2 separate regions of the Homo sapiens genome follow, and region 2 is linked to region 1. A link is an interaction called in ENCODE POLR2A ChIA-PET data of the cell type or tissue named here. Cell type or tissue: Caco-2. All regions are shown on one strand.

Region 1 (4,000 bases):
ACTTGATATTTAACATATAATGTTTATTTTTCTGTTTTCAAATATGCTTTTAACAGAGACTACATATTTTAAGATACTGGCAATGTTTGCACTATTACACTACAAGGGAAAATATTAATTAGGTCTAATTTAGATTATAAGTGATAAAATATAACTAATTCAAATTCAGAGGGAACAAAGTCCTATTGTGCTTTTAGGAATTGTATGCAATAACACCACAATACTTGAGAGTATCAAATCTATGATTTTCAAACACAAGTTCAAACTGGCAAATATAAGAACATATTTATAACCTACAAAAGGGGAAGGGGAAGGGAAAAGAGGGAGAAAATGATAAATTTAATTTTTCATCAGATTATCATGATAAACTATACATAACCAATCCAGTTTTTCTGCTCCTAAGACAAACATTTCTGCATTGTTGTCAGCTACATACATCTACCTTTTCTTAGAAAGCCTACCATAGTCAAATAGGCTCATTCACACATTGAGTAAAATAGGATTGAAGTTCCTCAAATCATTCCATAATATTAGAAGACAGGTAAGGAGCTATATCGATACACATCTTCATATTGTTTGAGGTTTCTATTTTTAACTTTATGAAATCAAATATGACGTGACAGCAGCCTGTTTAAGGGGGAAGGGTGCTAAGGAATTAGAGGAGGCAAGCAGAGACACACGCACACACATTCACAAAACTGACCACAGGTTGTGGACGGGATGGTCGGTAGTTGTGGTTTTTAAAACCGCGCGCTGTCCTTGAAATGGAGGCCGCACACAGCTCCATTAGATACAGATCCAGTGCTCTTGATCTATTATTTACAAAGAAAAACCCTTCACTGCTTAAGTGCCCCTTCTACTTCAGCCTTCCATTTCAACAGCATCAAACAACTTGGTGGGGGGAAAAACACAAGACACAACAACTTGTGTTCATCACAACGTTCCGTGCAATTCAAAATTCTACTTGGATGGGAAAAAAAATTAGAATAACCTGAACACAGGATGTTGGCTAAATGACAAACAAATGAGAGGTTTGTCATTTTCTAACAAGCGATACAAGATTTGATCATCTTTCTGTAAGAGAAATTTCTATTTGAAAAGAAGGGAAAAAATTCAGGAAAACTCATTTTACCTCAAGGATGTGAAAAGAAATGTTTTCAAAATGTATATTTGGTATGAAATTCTTTAATTATCAAGTCTGCTCTTTAAGTCAAACTGCATTCGATCTAATTAGTAAGCTTAGATCTCACCTTCATGCTGAACTTTAAACTCTCTGAAGCCAATTAAAAACTATTTAAATGAATATTAAAAGGATTCCTGTGATCATTTCTGACATGACAGAAAACATGCTTTCCAGCAAAAAATAGGTTTACACAGCTTGCCTACATTTCACAAAACATTTGAGTTTTGCATTTAATCTGTGTATTACCCTTTTTCGATTCTGCCATCCAACGCTCTTCCTCAGCTGTTTTATCATCCCTGTTCAAGCATATCTGCTGCCAATACAGTTTTAACTGCAATTAGAACTGCTTTATTATTCAGTGCTCTTCAATTTTCAATAACTTAATTAAGATTTACTGGACGGTACCTATTTCCTACTTTCATTTCAATACGCTATTGAATTGGGCACACATGGAAATGTAGCAATAACAAGTTGGAATCTGGAAAAAAATTCTTAGCAATTTTCAATCTGATAAGCCAAAGCAAACTGAGACTACAGTAAAACACATACTCTTTCTCTCTCAGTCTAGGCCTTGAAATCGCTTTTTGAGAATTAATAAATTATTCTGTTTGCTTAGGAAATTAAGTGCTCCCGTGCAAAGCCATTACAATTAACACTACTAAATGTGTTAGGTTACACTAAAGAAATCCTCACAGTATAATTATATCAATGAGTCAGTTAACTCACATATATTAATTCAATTTATCTTCATTTTGAACCATGTGGACTGATAGATTGTCATCATTAGAAATGACAAAACTCCACGCTGGAGGAAAATACAGACCTGCTAATGCCCTGACTTCTCCTTAAGCCCACACACCATTGACTCCACTAAGGGCGCCTCCAAGATATCAAGGGATGTATTCTCTGCTAAGGACCAAAAAGTCAGAGCTTCTGATCGAGATGCAAAAAAATATCAGTTGGACTCTCCAGAACCTACAAACCGGTATCAATAAAGAAAATTCCAACACAGAAATCTCAGTGCTAATAAGTTCTTAAGACAAAGACCATTATATATTTAGTACTAAAGGAATATTCATCCAATATTCCTTGGGAAAATGCTACAAAATAAATGCCATTTTCCCCAACCATGCAACCTACTGATAAGCATTTCTGATTAAAAAGGAACTACAGTGCCAGAGCAAACATATTAACCAAGAGAGCTCAGCTGGGGATATTGTCAGTAAATAAGATGTTACCAGGCAAAGCAATTCCAGGATTGTTCACAGGGATTTCCTTCTGAAAACTCACAGGATTAGAGGGGGCCTTATTAAGATTTTAACAATCATGAGACTATGATTTGACCTGTAACAACTGATAGTCCAACGAAACCCATCATGATGGTCATCCTGGGTTTTGAAAAGTGGAATCACAGTGGGAAATTCAAGGCTAAGTGACTGGCTTTGCATTTGATTCTTAAAAGGCTGATTTTTATATTTAACATCTTAAAACATCTGACCCAAATATTCTTATTCCCCTCTCTCTTAAAAAAAGGTCCTTGGAAAACTAACATGGAAATCCTTGGGTTTATGATGCCCCAAACGTCATTATTTATCTCTAATGGGAAACAAATTAGATGGTGAGGAGCCCAGGAAAACTAATTTAATTTCTTTAAATGCTGCAGAAATAAGAGAAACCACACAGTTCTTTGGGGCTTGGAGAACTGGAAGCCATCAAGACTAACAAGGACAAAGGGTCACAAATTCTAAAGGGGGTGAACACTGTTCTAAGAAATGCCTCACATCTCCTTCTAGGTGAAGGTGCGAGCAACACAGAACCCCCCTTTCAAGAGAAGTCATCAACCTGGCCAGTGTGTCCAGCCCAGGCAGCTCATCCTATGAGGATGTCCTATGCCCTGTGATTCATGTCTAAATAGCCACTGACCAGTTTGTTAATCAAGCACTGGTGGGGAGGTGCGGGGGAAGAATTAAGTAAGGACATCAAGTTGCTTTGGTAAGTTATAAGTTGTTGATGTAGTCAAAATGACAATATTTCCAATTCACCTGCTTACGGGTGTTTGTGCTCTTATTAGCGATCGGGACTATTACTGGGCTGCTCCTGTACTGAAGTGCAGGGAGAGAGGCTGAAGAAACTGCAAGCTGTCAGGATTTCACCGACTTGACAAGGCAGACCGGGTTGGCCAGTGTTTGGGTTTTTGGTTATAGAACCCAAAAACTCCTGTCACTCATGAGGTCCCTAATTAACTACTGCTACTACATCAATATGACAAAAATAAGGGAATTTGCTTTTCAGATAACGGTGACTCTCTGCTACAACCAAGAGTTAATATTAACAAATGAATTGGAAGCAGAGGAGAAGAAGCCATTTTATAAACCGCAATGACAAATAGAAACCCACCAGAAAAGCATAATCAGGGAAAAGCCTTCTACCTTTTATTTTATTCTTTTTAAAAGGAGGAGGATCTGAATACACAGAAACACTGGCCAAACTCGCCTCCCATGATTGCCTCATAAGCTTAAAACACAATATTGCTTGCCTCTGGAGAAAGACAACATGCCTCCATAACATCAGAGAGAAGGTGACAGTACAGGACAGTACGATCCCATTCTGAAATTGCTTGGTTTTCATTAACAAATAAATGATGTTTTGGTGGACTTTGAACTTTTGCTGTTCACATGAAGTTTAGGAATGTTGGCAAGGAAAGGCACCCAAATCCAGTAAGTTGATTTAAACACTATTAAGTAAGCACGGGAAATTGCTGTGCCCTTTACAACACGTATGTGTTCTCAGAGAAATTAGGTGTGCACACACCCAAGC
Region 2 (4,000 bases), 580 kb after region 1:
AATAAAAAATCACTCCTTACTTCTTAGTAAATTATCCTATGATAACATTTTAATTCTCTTATTTAGAACATTTTTCTATTTACCTTAAATATAACAGATAAAACAAGCTGTTTAACTCTTTAGGAACTAAAATATATAACCATATATCTGGCTCATTGTGTGTACGTGTGGGTGTGTGTGTGTTTGACATTATTCTAAACTACAAATATCACTGTATAAGTGAGATGACGACCACAGTTTCTGCAATGACTAGAAACTGAAACCTATGTTGTAACAGACTAAACCACATTCTAGGTCTGAAATTTGCATCCTCAGCAATTCAGGTCTACGACTGATAATTTTTAAACATCCAAATATCTGTAACATCTGTTATAACACTTGACATATGCAGGTCAATAAATTAAACTATTGCTTTGGGAGAAATGTGCCTGAATTGTTCACTATAAGTCTCTGTAAGTATCATGTTTACTATAGCCCGGATATCTCAATGCTTAACGCTGTTTTTGTCCCGAATTCAAGGAAGGCAGTATGCATTCCAGCTTATTCTGTTATTTCATTTGTTATATGAAAAGTATTTTGAGTACCAAAGAATAAGATTTTAAAAACTGTTAAGAATCTTTATAAAAAGGGTACATAAGTTATCATGTAATGTCTCACAGTACATTCAGTGAAAATGAAACCTTTATTATCATCGTTTCAAAATAAGAAGCTTTCTTTATTTTTAATTAACACACTCAGCAACCATCCAGTTACATACAAGTAAATCATCTTTTCATTTCACATGAAAAGTTATAATTCTTCCCCAGAAGAAGCAAAATTTTAAGCTAAAATACCTGGCCTATCATATATCGGAATCTTTCTCTTTGCTATCCCAACATCATGGGAGAAAAAGGCAAACATTAATTCTCAGAAAGAGACGATCTGGGAATTGATCGGCCAGCGATCTTTTCTTTCTGGGGGCACTATTCTTTGGTTGACTATGATACTTAAAGGGCCAAAGTTTAAAACTACTCTTCAGCAATAGAGACCATTTGGGGCATGCCACCCTGCCATAATCAATGAGTGTTTAAAAATGCTACCCATTTGTTTTTTCAATAGGTTCCAAACAAAAAACGTTCTATCTTGTTTGTGCTGCATGGCTGCATTCAAGCTCTACATCGGATTTGTAGCCAAGCTAGGTAATGGGAGGGTTTTTCATCTTTATCTTTTTTCTTTTTTTTTTTTTTCTTTGCTTAGGCCGGGAGTTATTCATTCAAGTAAACAAAAGATGGCCTATTTCTGAAAATTAACAATGCGTAGACTGGACTGTAAGTCGTGATTTCGTATTTTCTCGAGTTACTAGCTCCATCATAGGCAACATGAGAGTGTGCAATGCCACCATGTTGAGTTATGATAATCAACATCTTTTCTGAAACAAAGATTTTTTTTCCCCCAATGCAGAATTTGATACAAGAGGTAATCTGTTCCTTTGTGGGCTGAAAAAATCTGGTTTACGCTGGTTTGAACCAGTGGAATCTCTTGTGGTTAAGCCTTCTGCTGTGACTAAAATCAAAACTGCACTGCAGAGCATGTGAGGGTTCATGCGCGCGCGCGCACGTGCGCACGTGTGTGTGTGTGTGTGTGTGTGTGTGTGTGTGTGTGTGTGAGGTGTGTCACGTGACCCCAGAACTACCGAATTTTTTTTAAAGCTGATAACGCGACTGCTGTCTCTGTTCGCATACAGATAACGAATAAATGCTGAACTCTATTAAACGCCCTTTACACATTATCGTGGGTCGAACACACAATTTTCTGAACTTATGATGACAGTCTATTTATTTTGCTATAAACCCTCAGCACGTAACGAACAGATTTGTGCCTGGTAATGATCTGCTCTGCCAGGGCTATATGAAATGATACCGACCTTCTTTAGATCTTGGGGAATTAAATTGACCGACTTCACCCCCTGGTCTGTAGCTGAAGTTTGACACACTTTATGCACAGCAAGCCCAAATCAGAACTTAAGAGAACCTTGTATTAAGAAATTAAGCAATCATTATCTGCTAAATATTGCTTTGCCACAAAACTTTCCCCACATTTGGAAATAGTCTACTCTTTATATTTTGAATCTTCTATTTAGGATTTATTAAAAGTCACTGATCAATATAATTCTGCATATAGAAACTGAGAGAGTATTAGGGTTCAAAATCAAAGCTTGGAACAGTTTATTTGCCCCATTATCACACTTCACTATGAAAGGCTTTATGATTTTATTCTATAAGTTGTGTTTTTCCTTTTATGAGAATGGTTCTCATGAAATGCAATCAAGTTATGAACTATTAATGTTTCCACTCTAAATACAACATCACTACATTCAAGAACTCAACTCTTTCAAAGAAATAAAATGTTGCCACATGGAATGGTAAATACGGTATTTTCAAAGAATAGAATGATAATGCTTAAGACAGTAATCCTTGGAAAGCTGATAGCCCAAAAGTACTCAAATGTACAAAGTAGGTAATTTTCTTGCCCCTTCTTTGTAAATCAGCATTAGCTATATTTGATTGAATGAAATGAATATGAATCAGAAATGAATGTATACAAAGCATTTAATTTGGAATTAAATGCAAAGGGTATTGTATGAGGGACATTAAAAATGCTTTTGAAAAATTCTTAATTTCTGAATTTTTAACATTTCTAATCATGGCAGAAATGTTTATGTACCTAAGAGTAAATTAACATACTTTATAGTTAATTGGCAGACTATAATTATATGTATTACAGTCAGGTTTCAGATGCCTAAAAAAACTGCATCATAAATTATCAGAATGAGAAATAATAGCTATTGTATTCATATTATCGAATCTTCACAAAGAAGCAACTATAAGGAGGATGTGTATGTTACATTGAAAATACCTAGCCAGTATTTTACCTATATAATCATTGCTATTAATTCCTTATTTTCCTATTTTGATCTATATTTTTAAACTGACAGGTATATCCCAATTGCAATTAAATGAATATTGCTATTTTTATCTCATTTTGTTTATCTCCAAGTTTTATCCATTTATATAGTTAGTATTCCATGGATAAGAAGTTCTGAAAATCAATTTATTAGCAAATAACTTAGAAGTAAACTTATTTGTAGGCAGAAGACCTTTTCTTATATAAATTATAAGCAGCCCTACCTAGAAAAAAACTCTTCCTAGCTACTGAGCTACAAAGATTAGTATAGAGCCAAATTAAAATATTTTCTTTCTTTACAGAAAGAGCTTCCGTTTTGACTCCATATTCTGAATGAATGCTGATGCGGAATAAAAAAGTTATTCTCAAGTGACCATACCTAGTTAAGGATGTGTTTTAGTTTGAGGGATTTTAATTCCTATATTATGACAAAGAGCCTTAAAACAAAATGCAATGACTTCATATGAAATGGAAACTTTGCTACATTTGGTAACGAAATATCCAAAACGTTCAGTGTGGTCTCTTTGAACTTTTACACCTCAATCAAATTTTAGATGGAAAACTTCACACAAGTAATAATCTAACAGTACATATTCTCATGACTATAATTTATCATACTCTATTTATTGAAGTGACAGTTCCTTACATGTAAACTTCAGGTTCTCCAAGCACTTTCAGAATTTGTAAGTTTGATTTATACAAGTCCAGGGGAAATCTCTGCATAATCACTTTAAGGTGACAGGAATATAATTTGAAAAATTCAGAAAATATGAACTCAATCTATTTTTGTGGAACAGTTTTCTTTAGGCATAAAAATCATACTTATATGTACGCAAGGCAAATGTTTTAGGCATATAAAATGTCCATTAAGAGAAGTGAACACGTTTGAAAAAAAAGGGATCCCTATCATAGAACTACAACATCCATTACGATAAAGGAGTCTGAGTTAGACAGGCACACCCCCTTCCTTTCTATTTCCTCTGCATTAGGCAGTAGTTTCAAATGAGGGAAAGATCTATAGCTGTTTAAAGAACTGACATGGGAACTACGCATTCAC

The links. Peaks named below come from ENCODE experiments on the same cell type or tissue, not always from the same donor. Only the 100,000 strongest peaks of a DNase experiment are listed, where the experiment ranks them.
Region 2: POLR2A ChIA-PET joins it to region 1 with 6 read pairs; 2 of 35 experiments call an interaction of 5 or more read pairs at or near these places.

What each region holds. Positions count from the first base shown.
Region 1 is chr10:113,112,513-113,116,512 of GRCh38, reverse strand. The region is part of intron 5 of TCF7L2 (transcription factor 7 like 2); the gene reads right to left. Among named protein-coding and RNA genes, the nearest start is that of SNORA87, 69 kb to the right of the region's middle. In Caco-2, no CTCF peak of the experiment used is centred here; no DNase peak of the experiment used is centred here.
Region 2 is chr10:112,528,709-112,532,708 of GRCh38, reverse strand. The region is part of intron 4 of VTI1A (vesicle transport through interaction with t-SNAREs 1A); the gene reads right to left. Among named protein-coding and RNA genes, the nearest start is that of VTI1A, 83 kb to the right of the region's middle. RefSeq lists an enhancer at 1,404-1,453. In Caco-2, no CTCF peak of the experiment used is centred here; a DNase peak (open chromatin) is centred at 1,618; H3K4me3 peaks cover 990 bases.